2 separate regions of the Homo sapiens genome follow, and region 2 is linked to region 1. A link is a loop called in an ENCODE intact Hi-C map of the cell type or tissue named here. Cell type or tissue: Calu3. All regions are shown on one strand. Links, peaks and the distances in the headings refer to the core of each region. The heading gives the core; the rest is flanking DNA.

The links. A loop is a pair of places that touch in the nucleus more often than their neighbours do. Peaks named below come from ENCODE experiments on the same cell type or tissue, not always from the same donor. Only the 100,000 strongest peaks of a DNase experiment are listed, where the experiment ranks them.
Region 2: it touches region 1 in a loop (2.0-fold over the local background); 2 of 110 quality-filtered maps call a loop at or near these places.

The regions. Positions count from the first base shown.
Region 1 is chr6:20,646,969-20,656,848 of GRCh38, forward strand. It overlaps CDKAL1 (CDKAL1 threonylcarbamoyladenosine tRNA methylthiotransferase), which reads left to right. Exons shown (of 16, transcript NM_017774.3): 5 at 2,325-2,409. Among named protein-coding and RNA genes, the nearest start is that of CDKAL1, 120 kb to the left of the region's middle. In Calu3, for the core only: no CTCF peak of the experiment used is centred there; DNase peaks (open chromatin) are centred at 5,383 and 5,637.
Region 2 is chr6:20,582,620-20,592,499 of GRCh38, forward strand. All of the region lies in intron 4 of CDKAL1 (CDKAL1 threonylcarbamoyladenosine tRNA methylthiotransferase), which reads left to right. Among named protein-coding and RNA genes, the nearest start is that of CDKAL1, 53 kb to the left of the region's middle. RefSeq lists a silencer at 3,966-4,166. In Calu3, for the core only: no CTCF peak of the experiment used is centred there; no DNase peak of the experiment used is centred there.

The DNA.
Region 1 (9,880 bases), core at 935-8,934:
TCCTAACCTCAGGTGATCCACCCGCCTCGGCCTCCCAAAGTGCCGGGATTACAGGCGTGAGCACCTGCACCCGGCCCTTATTTATTTGTTTTGAAATAAACTAACAATTGCTAGTTTTTTTTTATCATTAGCTAGCAGACATCTGTGACATTTTCTTGTCTGCATAATATGGTTCTCATAGTATTGCTTTGTCATTTGAAATTCAACATTCATTCAGCAAATATTTAAGGAGTATCTCCCATGTAGCAGGCCCTGTAATAAGTGCTGGGGATATAGTTACGAGTAAGGTGTGAGTCTCAGTCCTAAATCTTTGTTAAATACAACAGTGAAGCTTGTTTCTTGAAGCTCATTTCTAACGATCACTATGGCCTTCCAAGCTTTAGGAGATTGGAGAAGCGCCATATGCATGTGGTCCCACACATTGCCCCTCTGTCATCCTCCCCTCACCCTTTACCTACTTGCATATTGTTTAGTGTGCCGTGACAATTTGAATGTCTACTCTGTGCCCATCACTCTGTTGGGATTTGAACGTTCAAGGAGCAGCAGATAAAAATGTATTCAGTATCTCTTAAATAGTAGTAAAGACAGGCCAAAAAATGAATGATTTTCAGTGTACAAGAATTGTCTACACACAGTCTGTTATAGGAATTCAGAGAAGAAAGAGTACTAGGATCAGATTGATAGTAGAGGAATATCACTCAGGTGGCATTGGGAATAATTTGGAGGATACTAACAGGAGGTAGGTGAATAATCTTTTCTGAGTTGAGTAGGGAAGTGACATAATTGATTTATGTTTTATATAAGGCACTCTGGCTGCTGGGTGGCAAATTAGACTATGGTCTGGGGGTAGAGGAAATGAATGCAAGAAATGAGTCAGGTTAGCAAGGATCATAGTATTCAGCTGATAAATAGTGTAAGTAGTTTCCATGCCTTTCATTGTTTCAACATTTTTTTTTTTTAGCTGGGCATGGTGGTGGGCGCCTGTAATCCCAGCTACTCAGGAGGCTGAGGCAGGAGAATGTCGTGAACCCAGGAGACGGAGGTTGCAGTGAGCGGAGATCATGCCACTGCACTCCAGCCTGGGTGACAGAGCGAGACTCTGTCTCAAAAAAAAAAAAAATATTTTTTTTTGCCATGTTTATAATAAAATACTGGGGGAATTTTTTTTTTTTTTTTAGATGGAGTCTTGCTCCATCGCACAGGCTGGAATGCAGTGGCATAATGATCTCGGCTCACTGCAACCTCTGCCTCCCGGGTTCAAGCAATTCTCTGCCTCAGCCTCCTGAATAGCTGAGAGTACAGGCATGCCCGCCACCACACCCGGCTAATTTTTGTATTTTTAGTAGAGACCGGGTTTCACCATCTTGGCCCAACTGGTCTTGAACTACGGACCTCATGATCCACCCTCCACAGCCTCCCAAAGTGCTGGGATTACGGGAGTGAGCCACTGCGCCCGGTAGAATTTTTTGGCGTGTGTGCCAAGTTACCAGAAACTCTGATGTGCTTACCAGTCCTCCCACCTAGTGCTCTTATTTGAATCTTTCTTCCTAGGTGGAGAATCTACACATAGACATCTGTATGTTCTCTTAGTTCATGTCATTTGATCTTAGCTTCTGTTCTTATACAGATACTGTTGAAGGTGCTGCAGTTTTCAATTTTGGTTTTCCTTTCTTTATGGTAATCCTATTTTAATATATAAGATCCTTTCAGGCAACTGAAGTATGCAAGAGGCAGGTGGAATAGTAGCAACTTTAGGTATTAAAAATTCATATAATAAATATGATGGGTTTGGATTATTTGTTGCATTGCCAGTGAGTTTATTATAGTATATAACAATATTTAATCAAAATGGTGATAGGAATAAAAGGCCCACTTTGAGGTAAATCATTAATTTTTAAGGCAGACAAGTTAGGTTTTTAAGAATTTCTCAAGCTGAAGAATATTCAGTGTACACTCTGTGCCTGAAAAAGCTTAACACATAATCCACAAAGGTGAAATTGATTTGATACTCAGAGTTAAGATTAGGGCAAGTTTCACTTTAGTTTGTGGAAATTATTAGATAGTACTGTCAAGCATTGAAAGTAAAGGAAGAGAATGCTTATCATTACATTTTAAGTGAAAAGATATAGCATAGATTACACATTTTTATATTTATTGTTCACAAATATTTCCATGTTCTAGCAATTTTCTACTGTGTTGTAATTGCCTGTTCATTTTACTCCACTGTTTTTCTCTCCCCTACCGCAGCAATCCCAGTGCCACTGGATATTTTTGAATGATTAAGTGTGCTACTTACTTCTTTTTTGTGTTCATTTTTTTAATAGAAAATGCATCCGATGCAGATTTATGGCTCCTGAACAGTTGCACTGTAAAAAACCCAGCTGAAGACCACTTTAGAAACTCAATTAAGTAAGTAGAAATTGATTTTTTCCTATTTTGTATAATCAAAGTAAGAATTGATACCAAAAGATTAGCTTTTTAAAAATGTCAATATAGATATTTAGTTTATATTAAAAAAGTATGAGTTGGACTTTTAAGATTATACTATTTTGAATTTGTCTGATACAGAATGATGCTTTTTTTATTTTTTATTTTTAAATTAAATTTACTTTAAGTTCTGGGGTACATGTACAGGATGTGCAAGTTTGTTACATAGGCAAACATGTGCCATGATGGTTTGCTGCACCTATCAACCCATCACCTAGGTATTAAGCCCTATATGCATTAGCTATTTATCCTGATGCTCTCCCTTCCCCCACCCCCTAACAGGCCCAACTGTATGTTGTTCCCCTCCCTGTGTCCATGTGTTCTCATTGTTCAGCTCCCACTTGTAAGTGAGAACATGCAGTGTTTGTTTTTCTGTTCCTGTATTAGTTTGGTGCGGATGACGGCTTCCAGCTCCATCTGTGTGCTTGCAAAGGATGTGATCTCATTTCTTTTTATGGCTGCATAGTATTCCATGGTGTATATGCACCACAATTTCTTTAGTCTGTCATTGATGGGAATTTGGGTTGATTCCATGTCTTTGCTATTGTGAATAGTGCTGCAATGAACATATGTGTGCATGTATCTTTTTAATAGAATGATTTATGTTCCTTCGGGGATATACCCAGTAATGGCATTGCTGGATCAAATGGCCTTTCTGGTTCTAGGTCTTTGAGAAATCGCCACACTGTCTTCCACAATGGTTTAATTAATTTACATTCCCACCAACAGTGTAAAAGTGTTCCTATTTATCCACAGCCTCGCCAGCATCTGTTGTTTGTTGACTTTTAATAATCGCCATTCTGACTGGCGTGAAATGGTACCTCATTGTGGTTTTGGCTTGCATTTCTCTAATGATCAGAGATGTTGAACTTTTTTTCATATGTTTTTTTGCTGCATAAATGTCTTTTGAGAAGTGTCCATGTGCTTTGCCCACTTTTTAATGGGGTTGTTTGTTTTTTTTCCTATATATCTGTTTACATTCCTTATAGATTCTGGATATCAGACCTTTGTTATGTGGATAGATTGCAAAAATTTTCTCCCATTCTATAGGTTGTCTGTTCACTCTGATGATAGTTTCTTTTGCTATGCAGAAGCTCTTTAATTAGATTCCATTTGTCAATTTTTGCTTTTGTCGAAATTGCTTTTGATGTTTTCATCATGAAATCTTTGCCTGTGCCTATGTCCTGAATGGTATTGCCTAGGTTTTCTTCTTGGGTTTTTGAAGTTTTGGGCTTTACATTTAAGTCTTTAATCCATCTTGAGTTAATTTTTGTATAAGGTATAAGGAAGGGGTCCAGTTTCAGTTTTCTGCACAAGGCTAGCCAGTTTTCCCAGCACCATTTATCAAGTAGGGAATCCTCTCCCCATTGCTTGTTTTTGTCAGGTTTGTTGAAGATCAGATGGTTGTAGATGTGCGGTCTTATTTCTGAGTTCTCTATTCTGTTTCCTTGGTCTATGTATCTGTTTTTACACCAGTCCTATGAAGTTTTGGTTACTGTAGCCTTGTAGTATAGTTTGAAGTTGGGTAGCGCGATGCCCCTAGTTTTGTTCTTTTTTCTTAGGATTGTCTTGGCTATATGGGCTCTTTTTTGGTTTCATATGAATTTTAAAGTTTTTTTTTCTAATTCTATGAAGAATGTCAATGGTAGTTTAATGGGAATAGTATTGAATCTACAAATTACTTTGGGCAGTATGGCCATTTTCATGATATTGATTCTTCCTATCCATGAGCATGGAATGTTTTACCATTTGTTTGTTTCCTCTCTTATTTCCTTGGGCAGTGGTTTGTAGTTCTCCTCGAAGAGGTCCTTCACTTCCCTTGTTAGCTGTTTTCCTAGGTATTTTATTCTTTTTGTGGCAATTGTAAATGGGAGTTCATTCATGATTTGGCTCTCAGTTTGTCTATTGTTGCTGTATAGGAATGCTTGTGATTTTTGCACATTGATTTTATATCCTGAGAGTTTACTGAAGTTGCTTATTAGGTTAAGAAGTTTTTGGGCTGAGACGATGGGGTTTTCTAGGAATAGGATCATGTCATCTGCAAACAGAGACAGTTTGACTTCCTCTCTTTCTATTTGAATACGCTTTATTTTTTTCTCTTGCCTGATTGCCCTGGCCAGAACTTCCAATGCTGTGTTGAATAGGAGTGGTGAGAGAGGGCATCCTTGTCTTGTGCCCGTTTTCAAAGGGAATGCTTCCAGCTTTTGCTCATTCAGTATGATATGGGCTGTGGGTTTGTCATAAATGGCCCTTATTATTTTGAGGTCTGTTCCATCAATACTTAGTTTATTGAGAGTTTTTAACATGAAGGGATGTTGAATTTTATTGAAGACCTTTTCTGTATTGAGAAAATCATGTGGTTTTTGTCTTTAGTTCTGTTTATGTGATGAATTATGTTTATTGATTTACATATGTTGAACCAGCCTCGCATCCAGGGATGAAGCCCACTTGATCATGGTGGATAAGCTTTTTGATGTGCTGCTGGATTCGGTTTGCCCAGTATTTTATTGAGGATTTTTGCATTGATGTTCATCATGGATATTGACCTGAAGTTTTCTTTTTTTGTTGTATCTCTGCCAGGTTTTGGTATCAGGATGATGCTGGCCTCATAAAATGAGTTAGGAAGAAATCCCTTGTTTTCAGTTGTTTGGAGTAGTTTCAGGAGGATGGCTTTTTGAAGGGTTTTTTGTGTGTCTATCTCCTTAAGAGTAATACTTTAATGGGAACTTTTCTAATAAGTAATTTCAGTATTTGTGAAGTTAGCTAATAGGTGATTTTTGAGTATTTGTTAAGTGTTAACTATGTGTTCTTCTCGGAGAATCAATGCATACTTTGTGAAGTTGCCTGACACAGTCCTTGCCTCTTTTCCCTGCCCATTAGCACTGTTCTAAGTGCTGCAGTACCTGGCTTTCAACGGAATTGCACTTTGTTGAAGGGAGGTGGGCATATTAAGTCCTTGCTTCTTTCTTTGTTCCCTCAAGTTAACGTGGAAGAAGTATCCTTTTTTCACATTTTCTCTGAATCTTATCTCCATGGATCTTCTTAGAAACCTTCTTCTAGAAATTATTTCCTCATTCCATATTTCCAACCTCTCCAACTCCCCTGGAACCTTTTCATTGGTATTTAAACATACCTGGGTCTAATCGGCCCCCTGTGCCCCTGTTAGCTATTGTCCTACATTTTTTCTTGCCTTCCCAGCCAGACTTTTAAAAATTCTTCTCTTCTTAATTTCATTCTTATACTCATTCTTTTTCCCCTTTATTGGTTTTATTGTGAAATATATTAAACATACATTAGCGTTTATAAAACACATACAGTTTAAATAATAATAAACACTTAAACATCTGCCACCCAGTGTAAGAAGTATAACATTGTCAAGACCGTAGAAACTGCCGTGTTTTCAATCATAACTCCCAAGAAGTAACCTTTATCTTGACTTTTGTGAGTCATTTCCTTACTTTTATTAGTTAATGTATCATCTATTAAGTATGTCTTTAAACAGTGTGTTGTCTTGTTTAGCCGTATTTTGAACTTTATCTGTTGAACTTATACTGTTTGTGTTCTTCTGAGATTTACATCTTTTTCTCAGCATTACGCTTTGAGATTTATTCATGTTAATGGGTGTAAATTCATAGAATTTGCTACAATTTATTCATTTTATTATTAATAGAGTTTTGAATTTTTCCCAGTGTTTTGCTTTCATGGACATTCCTGCTATGACTATTTTAAACATGTTTTCCGGTGCACATGTGTAAGAATTATTCTAGAATATGAACCTGGGAGTTGAGTTACTGGGTAACATATCTGTGTACATTCAAACTTTATTAGGTAACGCCAATTTCTTTTCACGAATGGATGTAGTAGTGTGCATTCTCACCAGTAATGGATGTGTGCATTTGTTGTTTTCCATTTTTGTCAGCACTTGATATGGCCAGACTTAAGTTTTTGCAAGTCTGTTGGTGATGATGGTATTTCGTTTTGGTTTTAATTTACATTTCCTTTTTTTCTTTTCTTGAGACAGGCTCTCACCCTGTCGCCCAGGCTGAAGTGCAGTGGCAGGATCTCGGCTCACTGCAACCTCTGCCTCTCGTGTTCAAAGGATTCTCCTGCCTCAGCCTCCCGGGTACCTGGGATCACAGGCGGGCGCCACCACACCCGGCTAATTTTTTTTTTTTTTTGAGAGGGAGTCTCACTCTGTCACCAGCCTGGAGTGCAGTGGGGCAATCTTGTCTCGCTACAACCTCCAACTCCCGGGTTCAAGTGATTCTCCTGCCTCAGCCTCTCGAGTAGGTGGGATTACAGGCGTGCACCACCACACCCAGCTAATTTTTGTTTTTAGTAGAGATGGAGTTTCACCATGTTGGCCAGGATGATCTCAATCTCCTGACCTCGTGATCCGCCTGCCTCGGCCTCCCAAAGTGCTGGGATTACAGACGTGAGCCACTGCGCCTAGTCAATTTTTTATATTTTTAGTAGAGATGCGGTTTCACCGTGTTGGCCAGGCTGGTCTTGAACTTCTGACTTCAAGTGATCCACCCACCTTGGCCTCCCAAAGTGTTGGGATTACAGGCATGAGCCACCGCGCCTAGTCAGTTTTTTGTATTTTTAGTAGAGATGTGGTTTCACTGTGTTGGCCAGGCTGATCTCGAACTTCTGACCTCAAGTGATCCACCTGCCTCGGCCTCCCAAAGTACTGGGATTACAGGCGTGAGCCACTGTGCCCGGCCTTTGTTGCATTTCTGTGATCATTAATGAGTTTGGGCTTTTTAAAATAGATCTATTGGCTATTTGGATTTTACTTTTTTGGTAAAATGGCTTCTCAGGTCATTTGTCTATTTTTCTGGTTTTTTTTTTTCATTTTAATCATTTATTTGTGGCCATATATTATGTGTCTTACATATCCTAATCCTTAGATATTATACACGTTGCAAATATCTTCTCCCAATTGTGGCTTATCTTTTCATTTTCTTTTGTGGTATCTTTTGATGAAGATAAATTCTGGTTTAAAGTTTATTAATCCGTTCTTTTTGGTCTGTGTTCTTATTGTTTAAGAAGTCTTTTCTTACTCTGAAGCTATTAAGATATTTTCCTATATTTTCTTCTAAAAGTTTCATGGTTTTACCTTTTACATTTAGGTCTATAATTCATCTAGAGTTGACTGTTATTATTTTTTATTATGGTATCAGAAGGGGTCCAATTTTATGTCTTTCTCTGTAGATAACCAATTGTTTCAGTATCATTTATTTATTTAAGTTCTATTCTTTCTTCTTTTATCTGTGCATTGCCCACCCTCTCATATGTTGAGTGTCCATAGATGTTTGAATCTGTTCTGGGTCCTCTATTTCATTCCTTTGATCTATTTCTTTATTCTGGTTCTTGTTCTACATAGTCATAAGTAGTACAGAGTTACATTAAGGCTACCTATTTGATAGTGCTAGTACCTTTTTGTTCTTCTTTAAGAGTGTATCTGTTTTTAAGTTGAACAAGGAATACTGTTGTGTGTTTGTGATTACATTTAATTTTTAGATGATTTTGGGGAGAATTGAATCTTCACAATTTTGAGTTATCCAACTCTTCTATCCTGACTTTTTAAGGATTGATTCTTTTCTTTCTATAGCTCTTGTGCATCTTTTAGACTTTTTTCTCCCAATGTAGATATTGAATTATTCCAGTGCGTTAAGAAAATAAACTTATTCTTTCTTCTTTTGCCTGCACAGTATGTACTTTATATTTTTATACTACTTTAAATGGTAAACTTTAAAAATTTTTTGTTTTCTGTTTTTACTGCCTTGGTCAGGGACTTAGTTGTAGTAGCAATGTGAAGGATGGTTGTGTGTAAGGAAGAGTATAGATCAGGAGTCCAGTGAGGACAGAGTGGTTGTAGTCCAGGTACAGAGGATCTCATCTAAAGTGGAGGTGTTCAGAATTGGAAGGAATACATTGACTTGAGATGGAAGAATTCTTTACATCAGGGGTCTCCAACCCCTGGGCTGTAGACGTGTACTCGTCTGTGGCCTGTTAGGAACTGGCTGCACAGCAGGAAGTGAGTGGTAGGCGAGCAAGCATTACTGCCTGAGGTCTGCCTGCTATTAGATCAGCAGCAGCATTAGATTCTTACAGGAGCACACATCCTATTGTGAACTGTACATGTGAGGGATCTAGGTTGTGCGCTCCTTATAAGAATCTAAACTAATGCTTGGTGACCTGAGGTGGAACAGTTTCACCCCAACACCACACCTCCCACCCCCGGTCTGTGGAAAAATTATCTTCCATGAAGCCGGTTCTTGGTGCCAAAAATGTTGGGGGGACCGCTGCTTTACACATTCCACGTTGTCCAAGATGACTCTAAGGTCTCTGGCTAGAATGAAGTGAGGAATTCTAGGAAGGGAGTTATTAAGAGATGACATGTTTTGGTTTTGAATGTGCTGTATTTGAAGTTACAGATAAATATTTTAATAAGATAATGAATATACTTGAGCTTTATTGAGTGTCTTCTATGTGACGGGCAGTGTTCTAAGTGCTTTAGATGAATTAGATATTATCTAGCTTAATTCTTGCAGCCTATCAATGAGTTGTAGATTCCATTTGTATTCCTGTTTTATAGGTGAAGCAGCATCTGTTTTACAGATGAAGGTCTCTAAGGCTGCTGTTCAGTTCATAAATGGTAGAAGTGGGATTTTAACCGAGGCAGTCTGACTAGAGTCTGTGCATTTAACCATTTTATTACTGTGCTTCCTAGATAAAGATGTCAAGTAAGTGGTTGCAGAATTGAGGCAGATATCAAAGAGGTCAACACTAGAAACACAAATTTAATATTGTTTGCATAGAGTTGATAGTTGAATGTGATGTCATCCTTAATTCAAAATGGTGGAAGGAACAGAGGAGTTCTTACCGGAGCGATGGCAAGAGGCAAGGGAAGGGAGGATGGAAGAGGGGAGTTAGGGTCAAGTTTAGGAGCAGAAGAAGGACGAATTAAACTAAGGCAGAGAATGGTATTCACCAGATGCTGTCCGTTTTCAGAGAATGCTTTTTTTTTTTAATGAGAAGCCTGTGATTGTCTCAAATTATGTATTTTTCTCTGTAGAAAGGTAAACAAGATACAAAGATACTTTACTGCTACTGATACCCCCTATGTACTGAACCTAGAGAATATAGTTTCTGTGATTATCAACTTTATAATGTAATTAATGGACATAGTTCTAGAGTATTTCTAAAAGTTTAAAAACTCAAATATAACTTGTGTCAATGGGTTTTGTTATATATGTGTTATTAATATGGTTCAAAGTAATGAAATGCTGTTTGAATGATTAAGTAGAAATGGCAAGAAAAGTTTGCCATTTAAACACTACAAAGCTAGTGGTAGCAAGCACAGGTTCCTTTAATGTACTATTCT
Region 2 (9,880 bases), core at 1,198-9,197, 64 kb before region 1:
TGGTCACTGGAAATTTTCTCTCAGGAGCCCCTCCATTCTCATTATTAAAGATCAGTTGGTTTTCTTTTTCCTCCTGTAGAAGCATGTATGTTGATCTCTGTAGTGTAGGCACTTATTATAATACTTAAAAAAAGTCATTTTTGCAAGGCTTGTTTACAATGAAATCCAATATTTGCCAATGTGAGGCAATATCCCTAGGAGTTAAATCTGTGTTAAATCTCATCGCAGCTTTTACTGCAATTTTTACTGATTCAGATGATTGTTTCTGGGGGACTTCTCTAAGCTTCCACAGATCCTGTTACTTAGGGTAATGTCTTCTCCAAGTGATACTCTGTTATTCAAAGTAGGACTGGAGAGAGTAAAAAGAGGTTCTGGTAATAAGAAAGACTTTCTATGGACTTTATTAATAGAAATAGAAAACAATTTCCTATTTTCTGAGGGATTTTTTTTGGGAAAAGTAAACTTTGCCTTACACTTGGGCATTTGTTGAGTTGCCAGCTAACATCTCTTAGCGGGGAGTTGGTAGATAGGTTCTATTTAACCCAGTGTTTTTCATGCTGTTCTATTCACCACTGCATACTGCTTTGCCTTGCCGTGAAGTGTACTCTTTTTACCCAATTCCTCATTTTCATATTTCTGTTTTCATAGTATCTTGTTAGACTTTTACTTCTTGAGTCAGATGAAGAAAACTTAATCAGTATTGATGTCTTCAGTATCATAAATATCTGTAACTCTTACTTTGAATGTAAGAGTAATGTTCTGATTACTGCTAAGATTCTACCAAATTGACTTTCAGTACATATTGATGTATTTCTGGAATGAATGTTCCTGTGATCTTGGCTTGCAGATGAAAACCTTAATATTTGAATCAGACTGGTGCAATGTGGAAAGACAAAATACACACTTGAAATATTTGCATGATAATCTACGGAACAAAAACATTTAGTGGGAGTGGTGGTAGAACGTTTCCAGGATCAACACTTGAATGCTGTGAGAGAACTATTTTTTTTTTTAATGGATGGCAGGTGGCAGAGTTGAAAAACAGGTTTTTATAATGGAAATGCTAAGAGTCTTAGCTATAGGAGTATGAATGGTATTGTTACAATAGATATAATAGATGTATTGCATTATCTTATCTCATCAGACACTTTTGTTAGTAAAAGCGCCCCCCCCCACTAGTTTCAGTCTGCTCTTGCAGAGAATCACTCCTCTCAACAATTTTTGCTACTTACAAAATTTTTGAGATTCAAGATATCTTTAATCTGTCGAGTTTCAGCAGATTTAATAAGCATAAATTTATTTTATTAAAAATATTTTAAGTCAGGAAAGTAAGTATAGGAAACAGACCAGATGTAATTCAGATTACAGGATCTGGATTTGCCCCTTTAATGAATGTCAGCTATGCTGGCAATATTCTGCTGGTTTCCTTTTTTTTTTTTTTTTTAACATTACTACTCATATTTCACATTTGATTTGTTTTCAATATCCTTACTCTTAGGAAGGGGCTTAGGAAATTGAATTACATTTTATATGTTTAGTTCCTAATCTCATTCTTATTTTAATACCTGTTCAGATTCTTAAGGCTTTTTGTAAATAGGGGTCTGTGGTGTCTGTAAGTCTGGGGGCCTAGGAGGGAGTCTCACACAGGAGTCCGGTTTGATCACAGTGGATAGGGTACTCTACAGTGTGCTTAAAGGCAAGGGGGCTCTAAGAAAGAGCAGCCCTGGTCAGTGTGTTCTGAGAAAGCAGGGCAGTGTCTGAGAGGTGAGTTAAAATAGGAGTGAGTAGTCACCATTTTGGGATATTAGACAGGAAGTGCTTTCTGTACATGCAGGCTGGAAATGCACACAACCCTCCTGCCCCATCCGTGAGCAGTCCAGTGTGGGGAGAGGAAGGAAGGTGGGATGTGGTTGGTCATAACTGTGATCCCTTTTCTTCTCTATAATGCTGAGTGTTCACAATTGAGAACTGACTGGTGAGTCCTTGGTGAGTTAAGGCTTAAGCTGAGGTCCCTGGGTAGTTAGGTAGTTCTAAGAATGTATTTGTTCAATAGAACTTTTGAATAACTTCACTTAGCTAGCTTGTTAGTGCTAGGAACCCAAAGATGACAAACAGCCCATTCCTCTGAAAAACTGTGACTCTGGTGAGGTGCATAGTTATTTAGACCTGCCGGATGAGAATACCACTTTTCCCCGCACCAAATCTACCTGCTGGAGTGAATTTATTTCATGTAGACTCTGAGGTCCCTCTGTTGCTTTTGATAACGTGCTCTCATCTGAGGCCAGCTCCGTTACTTGTATACTCATCCTGTCTCCCCCGCCAAGGTCATTGCTCCTGCAGTTTTCTGCTTTCTCTGTTGGATCATTTTCCTTCTTTGCTGGATCATTCCTATCATCAAACATTCTGTGATATATCCTACCTTAAGCTAATCTTGTTTCTTTTTTTTTTTTTTTTTGAGACGGAGTCTCGCTCTGTCGCCCATGCTGGAGTGCAGTGACATGATCTCGGCTCACTGCAAGCTCCGCCTCCCGGGTTCACACCATTCTCCTGCCTCAGCCTCCCCAGTAGCTGGGACTACAGGCGCCCACCACCATGCTAATTTTTTTTTATTTTTAGTAGAGATGGGGTTTCACCGTGTTAGCCAGGATGGTCTCGATCTCCTGACCTCGTGATCCGCCCGCCTTGGCCTCCCAAAGTGCTGGGATTACAGGCGTGAGCCACTGCGCCCGGCCGATAATCTTGTTTTTTGACACCACATTCTTACTCTCCAACTTCCTGATACCACGTTCTTCCTCTCCAACTATTCCATTTTTTTCTTTCTCTGTAATAGCAAAATTCCTTGGAAGGACCTGCTGCTTCTCTTTCTGTTTCTAGTTCACTCTACGGAGGCCCTTTTACTTGAAAGTGCTCTCATCAAGTTCACCAATGACCTTTGCTTGGCCAAATGCAAATGCCACTTCTCAGTCCTTATCTTATATAGTCTTTGTTTGTTAGCATTTGCCACAGCTTTTCACTCTTTCCTTCTGGAAATACTGTGGCCTTCTGGACACTACTCCCCCTTGCTTATTGGTTCTCTTCCTATTTCACTGGCTGCCCCTTCAGTCATCTTTGCTGGTTCCTTCTTATCATACCGAAATGTTGGAGCATCCCCAAGGCACTTTGTTTTACTTTTCCACCTATACTCACTTATTTGGGTTTTTATAGAGTCCCATAGCTTTTAGGTACTTTCTCTATGCTGATGCTTTTTTTTTTGGAACCCTGGGCTCTCTGCTTACATATCATCTGAATTTGGATCTTTAAAAGGCATGTCTATTTACCATGTCCAAAACTACTAATCTCCCCCACAAATCTGTTGCTCCATGTTCTTCATATCTCAGTAAAAGGATTCTGAGTCTTTTCAGTTGCTTGAGCCAAAGACTTTGGAGTCAAGGATAACTACTTGTTTCCACATCACACACTGAGTCTATCAGCAAATCCTGCTGGCTCTACCTTTAAGCATATCCATAATCCTATCATTTTTATCACCTTCACTTAGGCTACCACTGTGGTCTAAGCCAGCATCATCTTGCCTGGATTATAATAGTTACCTGTTTTATCTCCTAGCTTTTCCCTCAACCATCTGTTTTCCACACAGTGATCAGAGATTCTTCGAAACCTAAGTCAGATTATTTTACTTTTCTGCTCAAAATTCACAATGCTGTCTAGTACAACTTTCTGCAAAAATGGAAGTGCTCGGCCAGGCACAGGGTGGCTCACTCATGTAATCCCAGCACTTTGGGAGGCCAAGGTGGGTGGATCACCTGAGGTCAGGAGTTCGAGAACAGCCTGGCCAATGTGGTGAAACCCCATCTCTACTAAAAATACAAAAATTAGCCAGGCTTGGTGGCCAGTGCCTATAATCCCAGCTACTTGAGAGGCTGAGGCAGGAGAATCACTTGAACCTGGGAGGCGGAGGTTGCAGTGAGCCGAGATCACGCCACTGCACTCCGGCCTGGGTGACGAGTGAAACTCTATCTCAAAACAAACATAAAAAAAGGAAGTGCTCTAATCTGTGCTAATATGGTAGCCACTGGCCATGTGTCTGTTAAGTACTTCAGATCCGGCTAGTGCAACTGAGGCACTGAATTTTAAATTTTATTTTAATTGATTTAAATGTAAATATCCACATGAGTGGAAGCCAAGATTTATATCATGTTCTGAGGTTTACAAAGGCCAGATGAAGTGAACACCTTTTCTACTTCTCTTGACTTCATCTCCTGCTACCACTGCCGCCCTCATTTTCTTGCTCTTCTTTGAATATACCAAGCATATGCTTGCACTTGCTATTCCCTCATGCCTGGAATGTTCTTCCTCCAGGTGTTTTTTTTTTTTTTTTTTTTTTTTTGAGACGGAGTTTTGCTCTTTTTGCCCAGGCTGGAGGGCAATGGCAAGATCTCGGCTCACTGCATCCTCTACCTCCCGGGTTCAAGTGATTCTCTTGCCCCAGCCTCCTGAGTAGCTGAGATTACAGGCGCGTGCCACCACGCCCCGCTAATTTTTGTATTTTTAGTAGAGACGCGGTTTTGCCATTTTGGCCAAGCTGATCTCGAACTCCTGACCTCAGGTGATCCACCTGCCGCAGCCTCCCAAAGTGCTGGGATTACAGGCATGAGCTACCACGCCTGGCCTCCTTCTTTTCATTTTAGGGGATGAGAGTTCGAAGCTAACAGATAATAAAACTTATAAATTATCTACAAACCAAGAATCTGAATTGTTGAAATTTTCACTTTACAAGAGAAGATCTAGTTAGGTTTATATGATAATCTTGAACTGCTACAAAACAGATGCTGTGGGCTGGGCATGGTGGCTCATGCTTGTAATCCCAGCACTTTGAGAGGCTGAGGTGGGAGGATCGCTTTAGCCCAGGAGTTTGCCACCAGCGTGGGCAGCGTAGTGAGACCCTATCCTTACAAAAAATTAAAAAATTAGCTGGGTGTGGTGGTGCCCACCTGTAGTCCCAGCTACTCTGGAGGCTGAGATGGCAGGATTTCTTGAGCCCCAGATTTTGAGGCTGCAGTGAGCCATGATCATGCCACTGTACTCCAGCCTGGGCAACAGAGTGAGACCCTGTCTGAAAACAAACAAACAAACAAACCGCCCCCCTCAAAAAACCAACTCAATACACCAGAACCAAAAACCAAAAAAAACCCCCAGAAGTTGGGTACTGTGGCTCATGCTTGTAATCCCAGCACTTTGGGAGGTTAAGTTGGGCAGATTGCTTGAGCCCAGGAGTTCGAGACCAGCCTGGGCAACATAGCGAGACCCTGTTTCTATGAAAAATATAAAAATTTAGCCAGGCATGGTGGCATGCACCTATGGTCCCAGCTGCTAAGGAGGTTGAGTGGGAGGATGGCTTGAAGCCTGGGAGGTGGAAGTTGCTGTGAGGCAAGATCATGCCACTGCACTCCAGCCTGGGCGACAGAGCAAGACCCTGCCTCAAAACAAAACAAAATAAAACAAAAACACCACAAAAACCAACCAAACAAAAAATTGTTGCTGTGGGAATATTTGATGGGTTTAATACTTGTTAATATCCAGTAGAGATAATTAAGGCTGATCCTTGATTCCCTTTCCCTAGCATTTTATTGTGGTTCATTTAGGTGTTCTCAATGTTGAGTGAACTTTTCAAAAATACTCTTCCTTCTCTATAACCCAAAGAGTATATTCTTCAAAGCTACCTTCTACATGACTCCCTCACCCAAAAATTCATCTTTGTTTCTAGCAGCCTACGCTACTCATTTCTTTGAGCCCACCTTTGAATTTAGGACTTGTAAAATTATAAACATTTATAAATGTTTGATCTCTATGTCCATGGAACAGCTTTAAAAATCTTCTTTAATCTCTGAGATGAGGCAGTCAAGAATAAGGCATCTTCGATTACAGAATCTCTTTGAAGTTTTCTTTCTATTTCAGGTTTTCCCTCTAGCACTCCTACGTTCGGTAGCTCTAAGGTGGATTTTTTTAATTAATCTTTTTCCTTTTTGCTTAGGTATCCTTGGCAGTCTTTCAAAAGTTAAGAGGCAACATTAGTAAAATTATACTTTCAAACTTTATCATTTTCGAACTCTGTTTCTCTAGTAAGTTAATGAGCTAGAGACCTCCTTTTAAAATAATCTCATCTATTTTACATTTTAATGCTGTTTCTGTTGTAGATATTACAGTCCTAAAAATGTGTTATTTTCTTAGAGTAGACTGGAAAGCTCAAATTAATCAATATGTCTCCAGCCTAGCTACCATCCATTTCTGTTTTATAGGATTATATACTTGTTTATTTTATAAAATGGAAAGTTTGAAATCTTATAATATTTTCATTTATGGTTTTATGTGAATCAAACAGTCTTGGTTCAGGTGATTTAAAAATATCACTACAAAAAGGAGATATCTTGCTTATTTTTCATTCATGTAGTCCTGTGTGAAATTATTGGTGGTCTTTCTGTCTCCGTGAACATCTGCAGCCACACAGAGAAATTTTATTTGCCTTTTGTTATCAGATTCACATATTATGAATGTTGAGGCTAGATATCATTGATATCATTGATTAGAACCATTAAAATACTAAAGATACTAGTAAAGAAAAAGATACTAATGACAAAAAAATACTAATCTTGCATATTAATCTTGTTTTTACTTCAGTGTTAGTAAAAACACTAGTAAAAAGCAGTTAGTTACTTCCTTTTTATTTTGTATTTGACATTACACACACATGTTCTGCACGTTCTGAGAAGAAAGTGTCAGATTGCTTCCTGTTTGAGTTTAGATGCAATCGCTAGTCTTGCTGAAAGCCAATGAAATTGAAAGGCTTAGCTTTGTAAGTAGAATTTCTGTTTCTTTAACTCTATAGTTGATAATATTGTTTCTCAAGTTTCCTTTGGTAGGTATTCTCAGGGAACGTTCCAGGATCTTGTAATACTTCTTGTTTGATTAGAAAATGATTCATTACGTGCCTTTCAGCTCTTTAGGAAAGTGGACGGCCTTCACATCAGTGGGATTGAATTCAGAAAAAGAACATACTACTAAAAGTACTTTTGTAATTATTTTATTAGTTTTTCTCATATTATTAGTTTTTCTCATATTTCAGTGAAATTTCTTATATTATTAGTTTTTCTCATATTCAGTGAAGTGCTAAAAATGATGTCCAAATTTATGTTTAAAGTTTCACAGAGTTATACACTGACTTTAAAATTGCATTGCTTTATTTTAAGGATTAGAGAAATGGTAGTGCACGGGTTAAGAATTTGGGTGATGGCACCAGGCTGTGTAAGTCCAAGAGCCACTTTGCTTGCCATGTGACTTTGAGAAAGCTGTTCCATCTCTTTGTCCCCAGTTTTCTCATTTATAAAATGAGGATAATAGTGCTTATTCCATATGACAGTTATAAGTAGTAAATGAATTTAAATGAAAATATTTAAGGTACTTAAAAGTGCTCATATAAGTAGTAGGCTGCTTATTGTATTGTACTAATATTAATGAAGTATTAACAGTTGTTAATACTGTGTTTTAATTCTTGCTCTTTCATTTGATAGTCATATGACTGTCCCCAGGTTACTTTACTTTCAGTCTCATTTTTCATCTTTAAAAACAAGATTATATTATGTTGTATCTAATAAGGCCATCATGATGATTCTAGACTAGATATGCAAATTACCTACTATGCACAGAGTAAGGGCACCATAATTTTATTTTTTTGTTTTTATTTTTTATTTATTTTATTATACTTTAAGTTCTGGGATACATGTGCAGAATGTGCAGGTTTGTTCAAAACATAGGTATACACGTGCCACGGTGGTTTGCTGCACCCATCAACCCATCATCTACATTAGGTATTTCTCCTAATGCTATCCCTCTCCTAGCCCCCCACTCCCCAACAGCCCCCGGTGTGTGATGTTCCCCTCCCTGTGTCCATGTGTTCTCATTGTTCAACTCCCACTTATGAGTGAGAACATGCAGTGTTTGGTTTTCTGTTCGTGTGTTAGTTTGCTGAGAATGATGGTTTCCAGCTTCATCCATGTCCCTGCAAAGGACATGAACTCATCCTTTTTATGGCTGTATAGTATTCCATGGTGTATATGTGCCACATTTTCTTTATCCAATCTATCATTGATGGGCATTTGGGTTGGTTCCTAGTTTTTGCTATTGTGAAAAGTGCTGCAATAAACATACATGTGCATCTGTCTTTATTGTAGAATGATTTATAATCCTTTGGGTGTATACCGAGTAATGGGGTTGCTGGGTCAAATGGTATTTCTGGTTCTAGATCCTTGAGGAATTGCCACACTGTCCTCCACAATGGTTGAACTAATTTACACTCCCATCAACAGTGTAAAAGCGTTCCTATTTCTCGACATCCTCTCTGGCATCTGTTGTTTCCTGACTTTTTAATGATCGCCATTCTAACTGGCATGAGATGGTATCTCATTGTGGTTTTGATTTGCATTTCTCCAATGACCAGTGATGATGAGCTTTTTTTCATATGTTTGTTGACCACATAAATGTCTTCTTTTGAGAAGTGTCCGTTCATATTCTTCGCCCACTTTTTGATGGGGTTATTTTTTTCTTGTATATTTGTTTAAGTTCTTTGTAGATTCTGGATATTAGCCCTTTGTTAAATGGATAGATTGCAAAAATTTTCTCCCATTCTGTAGGTTGCCTGTTCACTCTGATGATAGTTTCTTTTGCTGTGCAGAAGCTCTTTAGTTTAATTAGATCCCATTTGTCTATTTTGGCTTTTGTTGTCATTGCTTTTGGTGTTTTAGTCATGAAGTCTTTGCCCATTCCTGTGTCCTGAATGGTATTGCCTAGGTTTTATTCTAGGGTTTTTATGATTTTAGGTCTTACGTTTAAGTCTTTAATCCATCTTGAGTTAATTTTTCTATAAGGTGTAAGGAAGGGGTCCAGTTTCTGTTAGGGGTCCAGTTTCAGTTTTTTGCATATGGCTAACTAGTTTTCCCGACACCATTTATTAAATAGGGAATCCTTTCCCCATTTCTTGTTTTTGTGAGCTTTGTCAAAGATCAGATGGTTGTAGATGTGTGGCATTATTTCTGAGGCCTCTATTCTGTTCCGTTGGTCTATATATCTGTTTTGGTACCAGTACCATGCTGTTTTGGTTACCGTAGCCTTGTAGTATTGTTTGAAGTCAGGTAGCCTGATGCCTCCAGCTTTGTTCTTCTGCTTAGGTTTGTCTTGGCTATACGGGCTCTTTTTTGGTTCCAGATGAAATTTAAAGTAGTTTTTTCTAATTGTGTGAAGAAAGTCAATGGTAGCTTGATGGAGATAGCATTGAATCTATAAATTACTTTGGATAGTATGGCCATTTTCATGATATTGATTCTTCCTATCCATGAGCATGGAATGTTTTTGCATTTGTTTGTGTCCTCTCTTATTTCCTTGAGCAGCGGTTTGTAGTTCTCCTTGAAGAGGTCCTTTACATCCCTTGTAAGTTGGATTCCTAGGTATTTTATTCTCCTTGTAGCAATTGTGAATGGGAGTTCACTCCTGATTTGGCTTTCTGTTTGTCTGTTATTGGTGTATAGGAATGCTTATGATTTTTGCACATTGATTTTGTATCCTGAGACTTTGCTGAAGTTGCTTATCAGATTAAGAAGTTTTTGGGTTTTCTGAATATACAATCATGTCATCTGCAAACAGAGGTAATTTGACTTCCTCTCTTCCTATTCGAATACCCTTTATTTCTTTCTCTTGGCTGATTGCCCTGGCCAGAACTTCTAATACTATGTTACTATGTTGAATAGGAGTGGTGAGAGAGGGCATCCTTGTCTTGTGTGGTTTTTCAAAGGGAATGCTTCCAGCTTTTTTTTTTTTTTTTTTGAGACAGAGTCTC